Linked DNA regions of Homo sapiens: region 1 is linked to region 2. A link is a contact called in ENCODE Hi-C or POLR2A ChIA-PET data. All regions are on one chromosome and are shown on one strand. The core of a region is the stretch at or near the end of the contact, and the rest is flanking DNA. Distances in the headings are between cores, read along the strand shown.

What was found. A loop is a pair of places that touch in the nucleus more often than their neighbours do. ChIA-PET counts read pairs that join two places held with the same protein, here RNA polymerase II (POLR2A). Pooled maps may share reads with other maps.
Region 1: a loop to region 2 is called in a pooled map, with 8 times the contacts of the local background. The contact joins two enhancer-like sites. A Hi-C loop is called at or near these places in 7 of 37 single-sample maps with no recorded cell type and 9 of 50 pooled maps. POLR2A ChIA-PET finds 5 or more read pairs at or near these places in 8 of 52 experiments (H1, activated B cell, activated CD4-positive, alpha-beta T cell and 4 more).

The regions. Positions count from the first base shown.
Region 1 is chr16:87,894,784-87,901,640 of GRCh38, reverse strand. All of the region lies in intron 5 of CA5A (carbonic anhydrase 5A), which reads left to right. Among named protein-coding and RNA genes, the nearest start is that of SLC7A5, 29 kb to the right of the region's middle. RefSeq lists an enhancer at 3,107-3,806. Within about 2 kb of position 3,945, at least 3 of the 41 ENCODE cell types and tissues checked have a DNase peak (open chromatin) inside an H3K27ac peak, as active enhancers do.
Region 2 is chr16:87,803,956-87,810,076 of GRCh38, reverse strand. No RefSeq gene overlaps it. Among named protein-coding and RNA genes, the nearest start is that of MIR6775, 28 kb to the left of the region's middle. RefSeq lists enhancers at 2,428-2,567, 2,618-2,737, 2,271-3,212, 2,818-3,217, 3,213-4,156 and 2 more and a silencer at 4,081-4,419. Within about 2 kb of position 3,201, at least 23 of the 41 ENCODE cell types and tissues checked have a DNase peak (open chromatin) inside an H3K27ac peak, as active enhancers do.

The DNA.
Region 1 (6,857 bases), core at 2,696-5,195, 91 kb before region 2:
CTCCAGCCTGGGTGACAAGAGTGAAATCCCATCTCAAAAAAAAAAAAAGAAAAGAAAAGAAAGAAATCAGTATAATCTGACAAGCAAAATTGTTTAGTGCAGCGATTCATTTGCAAGGAAAAAGAAATGGCGTAGTGGAAAGAGCCCCGCCAAGGGGCTGTGGTTCCAGTTCTGGAAATGGGATTCCGCAGGGTTGATGCTGGTGTGTCCACAGCTAGGTCTCTCTGACTTCGAATGCATCACCACTGCTCTGGGACCCTGTTTCCTCCTCCATAAAATAAGGGTGTTGAGCTCAACAGAAGTTCCCAAAATTCAGCCATGCAGGCGAGATCCTGAAGACGTTTGACATATCTGCCTGCCAATGGGACAACTTTCTACTGAATATTTTTCTTTTCTTTTCTTTTTTATTTTTTCGAGGAGTCTCCCTCTGTCACTCAGGCTGGAATGCAGTGGCGCGATCTTGGCTCACTGCAACCTCCGCCTCCCGGGTTCAAGCAATTCTCTTGCCTCAGCCTCCCATGCGGCTGGGACAATAGGTGTGCGCCACCATACCCAGCTAATTTTTGTATTTTTAGTAGAGACGGGGTTTCACCATGTTGGCCAGGCTGGCTGGTCTCAAACTGCTGACTTCAGGTGATCCGCCCGCCTTGGCGTCCCAAGGTGCTGGGATTACAGGCGTGAATCACCGCGCCCAGCCTAGTTAATATTTTTCTTTAAATTGATTAGCTCGAAAAATTTTTAGCCTTGTCCTGGGTGATGGTATTCACTAATGATAAAGTTTGTTTTAAAACAGATTGAAACAAAAACCTCAAATCCCTAACTAATAACATTTAAGAATGTTGACTCATGTACCACCCAGCACTCTCCTTGAACGTCCCTGTCCGACCCCAAGCCCAAGGGCGGAGAGAAACCTGCCCAAACCGCAGCTCTCCGCCCAGCGATCCATAGGCTTCCCTGTATCCAGCGCAGCTCGAAAAGATGGTGGGGACAACAGTGTCGCCTTTCTCCAAGATCAGCTGAGAAAAGGCTTTGAGGGAGAAGGAGAAATTCCAAAGAAATGTAGTTTATTTATTCAGCAGCATACAAAAGAATTCCAGGGCAGAAGGAGTCAACGCAAGCCTCACATGTGCGGACGGATGAGGCTTCAACCTGTGTTAACAATGGTGGAGGCTGGTCCAGATGGAGCTGGGACCAGCCCTTCCTCGCGGTTCAAGGAGACGTTTGATCTGTACGTGGCCTTCGCCTTGATGCTGGCTTCGGGGTGGCCTCCTGGGACTGGGACCAGATCACCCCCTGCCGCCCCATCTGCCTGCTCAGGAACTTCACAAGGCCACGGTTCTGAGAGCTCTGACGCCCCATCCTCTTCCTCCACGCGGCTCCACAGCCAGAGGAAACCTGGGCAGGGGTTGTTTTCCCAGCCAGCCTCCACCTCCCACACCAGGTGGTCCCACCTCTTGGTGGGAAAGAAAAGAGCTGATTGTGAAGGACCCTTTACCCAAGGGCTGTTTTCCTCCCGGGGAAGGTTCTGGAGCATTTCTTCTCCATGGGGTAAGTCAGAATTTTCTAGGCAAACCACAGGGGAGGAATGATGCCCGGGACAGGGGAGGAAGTGCCACCGCGGACTGAGCTCTGGTCCTGATGCTGATCTCTGGGCTCATCCCCTCAGCTGAAAATAAAGAGTTAGACTCTTTTTTTTTTTTTTTTTTTTTTTTTTTTTTTTTGAGATAAAATCTCGCTCTGTTGCCCAGGCTGGAGTGCAATGGTGCGACCTCGGCTCACTGCAACCTCCGCCTTCCAGGTTCAAGTGATTCTCCTGCCTCAACCTCATGAGTAGCTGGAAGTACCGGCGCCCACCACCATGCCTGGCTAATTTTTGTATTTTTAGTAGAGACGGGATTTCACCATGTTGGCCAGGCTGGTGTCAAACTCCTGACCTCAAGTGATCTGCCCACCTTGGCCTCCCAAATTGCTGGGATTACCGGCGTGAACCACCGCACCTGGCCGAGTTAGACCTTTGAGAAATTAAAAGACCTTAAGAGGCTGGGTGCGGTGGCTCACGCCTGTAATCCTAGCACTTTGGGAGGCCAAGGCGGGCTTATCACTTGAGGTCAGGTGTTCAAAACCAGCCTGGCCAACATGATAAAACCTCATCTCTACTAAAAATACAAAAATTAGCCAGGCGTGGTGGCGGGTGCCTGTAATCCCAGCTACTCAGGAGGCTGAGGCAGGAGAATTGCTTGAATCTGGGCGGTGGAGGTTGCAGTGAGCTCAGATTGTGCCACTACACTCCAGGCCGAGTGACACAGCGAGACTCATCTCAAAAAAAAAAAAAAAAAAAAAAAAAAGACCTTAGGAGGTAAAAGGCCCAGCCTTGGGAGCAAGAGTCTGTGCTTCATGGGCCAGGGAATGGGAAGAGACTTGAACAACTCTCTCGCCTAGAGGCTCCTAGCCTAGGACTTCTGGGAGCTTCTCCCATAGCACAGTGTATCAGAGAGCCCCACAGTTGGACTCCTGGGTTCAGAGCCCAGATCCACCACTCCTGAGCTGCGCACCTCTGAGCCTCAGCTTCCTCGCCTGTGAAATGGAGATATTAAACATCCACAGTAGCCCAGGTATGGTGGCTCACACATGTAACCCCAGCACTTAGGGAGACTGAGGTGAATAGATCACCTGAGGTCAGGAGTTCAAGACCAGCCTGGCCAACATGGCAAAACCCCGTCTCTACTAAAAATACAAAAATTAGCTGGGTATCGTGGCACACTCCTGTAATCCCAGCTACTCAGGAGGCTGAGGCAGGAGAATCGCTTGAACCCAGGAGACGGAGGTTGCAGTGAGCCGAGATCGTGCCACTGCACTCCAGTCTGGGTGACAGCTCGAGAATCCGTCTCCAAAAAAAAAAAAAAAAAAAAAATCCACACTAGAGCAGCATTCTCACCATGTAATGGAATAAGGAGCATGTCTGGTTCTTGGTGAAATGTGCAGTTGAGTTTAAGGCCCAGCTGTGGCCAACACTCACACACTCAAGTCTGCTGTGGAAGGCACAGGCTGCTGCTGCCCGTCACGAAACGAAAATCCACCAGCCCAATCACTAAGGTTAAAATCGCTTTTTGTTGCTGCGGGTGCTTTCTGTCAGGTGATTCCCAGAGAGAGCTATTACCTTCTGGGAGCCCATGAAATTTTAGAATGATGGCCTTGTGATGGAAAATGCTAGAAGTGTGGTTGAATCTAATTCCTGATTGGTGGGCAGTGCAGGGCAGGACAGGGCCATGGTGGCCTCAGGCTCAAGGGCAGATGGCCTTGGCTTCAAATCCCAGCTCTGCCACTCCCCCGCGGACTCAGCAGTTCTCACCCAGGGACGGGCTCACCTGCAGCTTCTGGGCTGCTTTCCTGGTTTCCTCCAGTTAAGGAACAAGTTGTCCTGAATTAGGGCAGGAAAGACCAGAGTCACGTAGTCCCCATCATCTCTCCTGGTTCCAGGCTGGTCCGGGCCCTGCTGTGGGACTGACTCGGCAGAGACCCTCCAGGAATGCCTGCCACGGTCACTCCCTGGGGACCCAGCTGGCTTCTATGCAGTGCTCAGGGCTCCAAGGGTGCATTTCCAGAAAGAGCCAGATGGACACGATGTCCTTTTCTGCCCTGGCTTCCAGAGTCACAAAGCACTGCTCCTGCGGCATCCTGTTTACCACTCCCGTCAGGAGCACCTGCCCAGGCTCAGGGCAAGGGGACATCACCCTACACCTCGGCGGAAGGGGTTCAAAGAAGCGACAGCCCTCCACATAAATTATCACACTGAATCTTCCAATCACTCCACGGGGCAGGGCCTGTGATTCATCTGTCTTGCACACACAGGAAAACCAAAGCTCAGAGAGGCAGAGAAGGCCTTGCCCGAGCACACAGCTGGCAGGTGAAGAGCCCGTTTTTAAACCCAGGAAGTGGGTCCACGCAGCCTGAAGTCCCAGTCATCCTGGCGCCCACCTCCCGCATGCAGTCAGAACCCAGGCTGAGCTCCAGCCCCTGCTGCACATTTCTGAGCTTTTCAGCAGCTTAGAGGGAAACACAGGCAGTGTCTGTAACCAAAACCACATCAGGCGCTGCCTGGAAGCCTGGACCCCCACCCCCACCCCCAGCACCATCCCATCTGCACAGGCCCCTACCAGTGCCGACCTGTCACTATGCACTCAGCTCCCAGCACGCAGGCACAGCCCCAGTGTGGTCCTGGTGACCCCGGGCAGACAATTCCAGAATGGAGACCTCAAGGCTTCGCCTTTGACCCTCTCACCATAGCCAGAAGTTTTGGCAAAAACTGCCCACAGAGGGTCCCCACCCTCCATGCCTGGACAAGCCGCAAGCTCCTCAGGCTGCTGGGGTCCCCCCTCCTCCCTGCCTTCGCAACAGTCAGAGCTACCGGGGAATTGGCTGCCTTGTGGAGGTGGAAACAGCCCACCAGGTCCAGGGGATCCAGGGAACGGCTCTGTGCCCTGTGGGGGCTCTTCTAGCTTTGGCAGCAGCAGCGGCAGCACCTACTGAGCCCCACGCCCACGTGGCAGGCACTGATGGAAGCCCATTACCGCCACCACACTGCCTGTCGTACACCTGGGGAAACTGAGACTCTAAGAGGACAAAGCAAGGGCGGAGTTAGGCTGGGTGGGGCTTGACGCTCATAAAATGTGGGGTCCTGTTTAAGAGAAAGAAGACAAAACCAGGAACAGAGCGTGGCTCACGCCTATAATCCCAGCACTGTGGGAGGCTGAGGCGGGCGGATCACCTGAGGTCAGGAGTTTGAGACGAGCCTGACCAACATAGAGAAACCCCATCTCTATTAAAAACAGAAAAGTAGCCAGGCGTGATGGCGCATGCGTGTAATCCCAGCTACTAGGGAGGCTAAGGCAGGAGAATCGCTTGAACCTGGGCGGTGGAGGTTGTGGTGAGCCGAGATCGTGCCATTGCACTCCAGCCTGAGCAACAAGAGTGAAACTCTGTCTCAAAAACAATAAATAAATAAAAGAAAAGTGGAACAAGTCACCAACCCACTTCCACCAGCAAAGGCTTGTGGTGCTTTCCACAGGTAGCTGGGCCATCCGTGCTCAGATAATGGATGTGATGGTCTTCAGCCTCATTGGTGTGCTCACCGGTGTCCCATTCTAGCTGCCTGAGGATCACCACATGCATAAAGGAAGGGCCCTGATTTGCTTTGGGGGCCCTGAGGGGGAGCAGTTTTCTGTAACCACATGGCTGCTCCAGCCCTCATGCATCTTAGAGACAGGACAGGAACTCCTGGGGACGATGAGGCAACACACAGGCATCCTCTTCTCAGCCCAAGGCAGAAAGCTTAATTGGCAAGAAACCTACCCGCAGTGGCATGGCTGGAGCCTGCCACTCCCCTGACTGATTCCTGCAGCCTTGGGGAGGGAAGGAAGAGCCCGCACCTCGGAACGGGCCAGGCCTCAGTGGCCCTGACTGGCAACGTGGCTTTGGGCAAGTTTTTTATATCTGTCTGTCTATCTTCATCAGTAAACTAGAAATACTTCTCAAAGGGTTGTTCTGAAGATTTGAAGTAGTTGCTCAGAAAGTGACTGGCACATCTGTGCCCTGGGGATGTGTGGCAGGCAGGAGGAGACGGACGTCTCACTGCACACCCGCCTGTTACCCACGTGCACCAGACTGATGTCTCACTGCACACCCGCCTGTTACCCACATGCACAAGCAGTCTGCTCCTTCACAGCCCAGCTAGAGCGTGCAATGGGATGTCAACCCAGCTAGACCATGCAGTGAGATATTACTTGGCAATCAGAAAGGACACAGCTCTAACTCATGCTGCGGTGTGGGTGAGCCTCAAAAGCGCCGTGCTGAGTGAGAGACACAAGACACAAATGTTCCACATGTTACATGACTCAGTTCCTATGAAACCCACAGAGACAGAAGCAGCAGGGCGGGGGTGGGGACCATAGCTAAAAAGTACCAAGCTTCCCCCTTGAGGTGGAAGTTCTAAAATTGACTTGGGATGGCTGCACAACTGTGAATATACCCAAAACCATAGAACTGTACCCTTCAATTTTTATTTACTTTTTTTGTTTTTTGTTTTTTGTTTTCTTTTTGAGATGGAGTTTCACTCTTGTTGCCCAGGCTGGAGTGCAATGGCATGAGCTCAGCTCACTGCAACCTCTGCCTCCCGGGTTTAAGTGATTCTCCTGCCTCAGCCTCCCGAGTAGCTGGGATTACAGGCATGCGCCACCACGCCTGGCTAATTTTGTATTTTTAGTAGAGACATGGTTTCGCCATGTTGGTCAGGCTGGTCTCGAACTCCTGACCTCAGGTGATCCATCCGCCTCGGCCTCCCAAAGTGCTGGGATTACAGGCGTGAGCCACCGTGCCCAGCCTATTTACTTATTTTAAGAAAGGATCTCACTCCGTCACCGAGGCTAGAGTGCAGTGGTATGATCACAGCTCACTGCAGCCTCAACCTCCGGGGCTCAAGCCATCCTCCCACCTCAGCCTCCCAACTACCTGGGACCACAGGCGTGCACCACTGCACCTGGCTAGTTTTTGTATTTTTTGTAGAGTCAGGGTCTCGTTATGTTGCTTAGGCTGGTCTCAAACTCCTGGCCTCAAGCAGTCCTCCCACATCGGCCTCCCAAAGTGCTGGGATTACAGACATGATCCATTGCGCCCAACCAGGCTGTACACTTTAGATGGGAGAGTTGCATGGTATGTGAATTCTATCACAATAATGCTGTGGGTTTTGCTGCTGCTGCTGTTGTTTGAGACAGAGTCTCTCTCTCTGTTGCCCAGGCTGGAGTGCAATGGTGCCATCTCGGCTCACTGCAACCTCTGCATCCTGTGCCAAAGCAGTTCCTGTG
Region 2 (6,121 bases), core at 1,952-4,451:
GCGATCAGCCTGGCCAACATAGTGAAACCCCGTCTCTACTAAAAATACAAAAATTAGCTGGGTGTAGTGGTGCGTGCCTGCAGTCCCAGTTACTTGGGAAGCTGAGGCAGGAGAATCACTTGAACCCAGGAGGCGGAGGTTGTGGTGAGCTGAGATCATGCCACTGCACTCCAACCTGGGCAATAGAGCAAGACTGTCTCAAAAGAAAAAAAAAAACGAAAGAGTGCTCAGTGTGCACGCTGCTGCCCCTGCCCATGGTTTGGGAGTGGCTGTGCTTCTCTACAGCTGTGTGGGTGAGTTGCAGCCTACAATATGCTCGAGTCCTAACCCCGGTATCTGTGAATGTGACTCTGTTTGGAAACAGGGTCTTTGCGGATGTGATTATCTAAGATGAGTCATACTTACCGAGGGGCCGTCCCTGAACCCAATGCCAGGTGTCCTTATAAGAAGGGGGAAATTTGGACACAGACACAGAGGAGAGACTGTGTGAGGGGGAAGGCAGGGATTGGAGCGATGCAGCCAGGCACCAAGGGACTCTGGGGGCCACCAGGAGCCGGAAGAGGAAGGAAGGAGCCTCCTCTAGAGCCTCTGGAGGGAGCAGGCCCTGCTGACAACTTGATTTTGGACTTTAGTTCTCCAGGATTGCAGGACCCTCAGTTTCTGTTGTTAGAGCCACCTGTTTTGTGGAAGCTAATGATAGCAGTTCCAGGACACGAATGCCACAGCTGTGAACAGGTTCTAGGAGAATTGCCACCCCAGAAGCGGAAATGATGATCCAGGTGCCTATGCACCTCCCTGCTCCCAGAAGGAACTTGTGCTCAGATCTCCTGCGGGGACCCCGCTGACAACGTTGATCCAAAATCATGCCACTGCACCCCAGCCTGGGTGACAGAGCGAGATTCTGTCTCAAAAAAAAAAGAATACCAGTGGCACAGGACATGGTAAAATGGTTGAGTTATGGGATAGCGGGTGTTAGGGAAACCTCTGGAAATCATACTGGACTTGGGCTTCAACTAGTGTTCAGCATTGGTTTATGGTCCTCTCTTTCCCTTTCTCCTTTCCTTCCACCCCTTCCTTCTTTCTTCTTTGTGTACAGTCACATACACTGAAGCAAACTACCTACGAGGCACCACTTCATGAGTTTTGCCAGACACATACACTTGTTAACCCGAATCCCTATCAAGATAAAGAACATTGTTTAAAATCTTTTAAAAAACAGATTCCTGACCAGGTGTGATGGCTCATGCCTGTAATCCCAGCAGTTTTGGAGGTCAAGGTGCACCCGGCCAATTTCACATTTAAAAAAGAAAAACACATTTTTTACTTCCTTTTAAAAAAATGAAAGATTTAGTAATCTGGGGCTCACCATCCTCAGAGCCTGGAAGTGGCGGGGGCTGAAGGCTGTTGCCCCTTGGTTGTGGCACGCCTCTGCATTTAACCATCATTCCCACCTGCCCACTTCACTCATCTCTTTCCTGGGTCTGGGCCCTGTAGCTCTTTGAGATTTCAACTCCCGGCCTGTATAAAAACCATCCTCAAGACAACAACAATCCAAAGGAGGCCAACATGTTGCAGAACCTACGCAGTTGTGCAACATGGTGGCCCAGGTCCAAGCACCTCTCCTCAACCTGGAGCTCACAGAGCAAAGGAGACTATAGGTGTGAAGGTCCCAGAGAGAACAGTGGGAGGTGAGATGGGTTATACATTCAGGACAGTCTGCCGGGTGGGATTAGGATTGCAGGCATCACCACCACCCTGTCTGCACCAGTGGCAGACATAAGCAATCGATGGCAGCACTGTCTCTCCCAGCCCGGGTTTTTCAGTCTTGGTCACTGGGATTGGGGGCTGGATAATTCTTCACTGTGGGGTTAATTGGTTGTTTCCTGTGCATTGCAGGATGCTTAGCAGCATCCTTGGCCTCCACCGACTGGAGGCCAGCAGCAACCTCCCCGTTAGTTAATTGTGACAACCCAAAAATATTTTACGCCAAGTTTGTCCGACCTGTGGCCCAGTGCAGCTTTGAATGAGGCCCAACACAAATTTATAAACTTTTTTTTTTTTTTTGAGATGGAGTCTTGCTCTGTTGCTCAGGCAGGAGTGCAGTGGCGTAATCTCAGCTCACTGGAACCTCTGCCTCCTGGGTTCAAGAAATTATCCTGCCTCAGCCTCCCAAGTATCTGGGACTACAGGCAGGCACCACCACGCCTGGCTAATTTTTGTATTTTTAGTAGAGACGGGGTTTCACCATGTTGGCCAGGCTGGTCTCGAACTCCTGACCTCAGTGATCCACCCACCTCAGCTTCCCAAAGTGCTGAGATCATAGGCATGAGCCACTGCATCCAGCCCAAATTCGTAAACTTGCTTAAAACATTATGAGATTTTTTTTGTGATTTTCTCTTAGCTCATCAGCTATTGTTAGTGCATTTGATGTGTGGCCCAAGACAATTCTTCTTCCAGGGTGGCCCAGGAAAGCCAAAAGATTGGACACCCCTGTTCTAAACATTGCTGTATCCCCTGGTTAAGAACTAAGTCCAGCTGCAAACACCAGGCTGCAGGCAGGCAGCATCATCACTGGGAGCTGGTGGTGCGAAGCCTCTCTCCCGTGTCTGCTGGGGTGTGGACCGTGTGGCTTTGCATATGTGTGCTCTGTGAGGTGCCTGGGTGATGCTCCCCCTTCCAGGCCCTGCATGGCTGGCGTTATCTCGAAACGCTGGCAGCCATCCTGGCTCCCATCGTCCCTGTGAGGATTAAAGGGCAGGGCTGACTCCTTAAAGGGCCCCACCCCAACCTCCCTGCCCTCCTCCCTCCCTGCTTCCAGGAACCGCGCCTCCAGGGGTGGCTCACAGGGGAGCCTGCCGTGTCCCAGGTGAGGGCAGGTGCGTGTCAGAGCAGCTCAGAGGAGCAACTGGACCGTATGACACCCATTATCTCCAATTGTACAGGTGCCAACCTGCCCACAAAGGGTGCAGCATGTTCTGGAGAGAAAGAGGAGCCCCCGGGGCACCTCCATTCCCATCCCACTCATGAACCCAGCCCCCAGGGCTTAGTGACTTTACATCAACGGCAGCTCTGCCCCAGCTGCACCCTCCCATGCTGGATGAAAAAGAGGCTGGTGGCTGATGTAAGAGGCAGACATGATTCAAGCAGGAAGTATGAGTTACAGCCCTGCCCGGCAGCTCCGTTTGGAAAGGCGGCTGCATCTGCACCAGGTGGCGGCAAGGCAATTAGAGCAATTAGTGGGGCCTTGTGTAGCTCTGTGGAAGGAGGACCTGAAAGAGACCCACAGAAAAGGGAAGCCCCCTCCTCCCGGAGCCCTTACAAATGCACGTGGGCACAGAAGTGGGAAAGAAAACAAGAGCCGCCCTGCAGGCACCTCCCAGGACAGGCCCCGTTGGGGCTGGGTGGGCGCCGCCGGGCTGCTGGGGAAATGATTCTGGGAGGCAGAAGACCTGACTGCAGTCTTCTGCAGGACAGCGTGGGGATGTAAGGCAGTGGGCTTTTTAAAGAGCTGTGGGCCGTGCCCCGGCTGCAAAGGGAGGGGCCTGGGGTGCCGGGAGGCCCGGCTGCAGCTTTACCTGGCTGTATGTTGGACAGGGGCTGCGGGTGTCTGCGCAGAACACGGCTCCTTTGAGAGAACTGTCGGTGCCACTTTTGTTTCCGACACATGTATGCGTATGTCTGTGGATTTCTGAACGTGAGTCATGGTAAGGGAGGTTGACAGATGTCGTCCTCAGCCACACGCCCCTTGACCACAGTGGTGTGTCTTGGTCACCTTCGTGTCCTAGGTACCCTAAAGCTGCCTCCTCCTCCGTGTGGGGAGGGAGTGGGGCTGCAGTGACTTCACTGGAAGAGCATGTTCTTGGAGGGGGCGAGGTAGGGGCAGGGGCCTCTCTGGGTGTCCTGTGCGTCTGCTCTCCACTCTGATGCCTGGCCCTCTGCGGCCTCCTTGCTCGTCCCTGGAGGCTTCGTGGTCCTGGCCCCTGGGGGGCTGCTGCTCCCACAGCTTCTATTGCCCCCACTCCCCCAGGCTGGGCTCCCACCTCACCCCACCATCCTCCGGAGCAGGGGAAACTGCGCCCTGTTCATCCAATGTAAATGAGGATTCTGACAGCCATCGAGCTCAGCTTGGCCTTCTCAGACTTCCACTGGGAGAACTCAGGGTCCAATTAAACTCCAGAACCAGGTGAGCTGCACCTTCTCAGGTATCAAAACACAGGGCCCGCCAGGCACGGTGGCTCACACCTGTAATCCCGTAAGTTTGGGAGGCCGAGGCAGGTGGATCACCTGAGGTCAGGAGTTCGAGACCAGCCTGGCCAACATGGTGAAACCGCTTCTCTATTAAAAATACAAAAAATTGGCCTGGCATGGTGGCTCATGCCTGTAATCCCAGCACTTTGGGAGGCCGAGGCGGGCGGATCACCTGAGGTCAGGAGTTCGAGACCAGCCTCAACATGGAGAAATCCTGTCTCTACTAAAAATACAAAATTAGCCAGGCCTGGTGGTGCATGCCTGTTGTCCCAGCTACTCGGGAGGCTGAGGCAGGAGAATTGCTTGAACCTGGGAGGTGGAGGTTGTGGTGAGCTGAGATCGTGCCACTTCACTCCAGCCTTGGCAACAAGAGTGAAACTCTGTCTCAAAAAAAAAAAAAAAAAAAAATTAGCCCGGTATGGTGGTGCATGCCTGTAATCCTAGCTACTTGGGAGGCTGAGGTAGGAGAATCGCTTGAACCCGAGAGGCGGATGTTGTAGCGAGCCAAGGTCGCGCCACTGTACTCCAGCCTGGGTGACAGAGCAAGACTCTATCTCAAAAAAAAAAAAAAAAAAAAAGGCCAGGGGTCCATGCACCAAGGTCAGGGCGGGGAGAGCCCCTGCCTGGGGAGTGTGTGTGGATCTCACAACTCTCAGTTCCTTCCCAGCTGGGTGAGCCACAGGCAGATGGGCAGGTGGCAGGGCTATGATGACCACTATGACATGGGAGGAAGCGGGCCACAGAGAGGCCTGGTGCCTCGCCCTCAGCAACATGGCTGGGCGGCGTTGGAGGCCCCATGGCCACGAGGCCCCAGAGACCAGCGAGAAAGGTCAGCCTCTGGGGAAGGAAGGATGACGGCCCATCCGCCCTCTCTCTCCACATGCTGCCCCTGCCCATCAGACCCCAAGATATGGGATAAAGTGTCTGTCCAGGTGCTATGTGTTTGACTAAGCAGGTGCCTTCCTGGAAAGGTGGAGTCGAGGGGTCATCCCGGGAAGCCTCAGGACAGCAGTCAAAGCCATGTTGTTTTCTTTTCGACCCTCCTCAGGCAGGGTCGTGGTGGGAACGTGGTGGGGAGGAGGGTGGGATACAGAGAGTATTCGCCAGTGTGGGAAGGGCCTAGGAAACCGAGGCTTCGAGAGAGCAGGACCAGGGACCCCGAGCTCAGGGAGGACAGGGAGGGCCCAGAAGGTCCCGAGATCCCTGCAACAGGGAGGGGCTGCTGGCCTTCCTGGAGAAGCATGCCCCACAGCAGAGCTCCAGTGGGGAGCTGGGGAAGAAAATCCAGCCACAAACCCAGTTGGAAGCCACAGTGGGCAAGAGAGGCCCCCGTGGGCAAGAGAGGCCCCTGAAGGCAAGAGAGGCCCCCGGGCCCAGAACAGGGTGGACACAGCAGAGAGAGAATCTGGAGGCTGGGAGGCAAATCCCTTCAGGTTGGGCGGGGCAGGGCTGGATAATGACACCAGGCAGTTCTGGACAGGCAGGGATACCAGGGAGTGGGGTAGGTGCATCCGGGGCAGAAGAGCCAAAGATGGGGGTCAGGCAGCACTCAGTTCCAGATCAGCACACTTGTTAATGTTCCTGGCATTGAACTTCAAAAGAGCTTGGTCGGGCGAACAAGGCTGGGACAAGCAGTGACTGCAGCCCTGTGCCCGGGAAGTAGAGTCAGGTCCTGACCCGTGTGTTGCCAAGCCCAGCCAGCGCCCTTCTCCATGGTCTCCTGGCACCCCACCTCCCTTCGCCTGAGCATTCTGCCAGGTCCCTGCTGCACTGAGTTCCCCAGCATGAGCAAGGGGCCCCTCTGTGGACTGGGCGGATGAAAGTCAGTAAGGATACTGTGAAGGACGGTGATGGAGCTCTCATCAGACTCTTC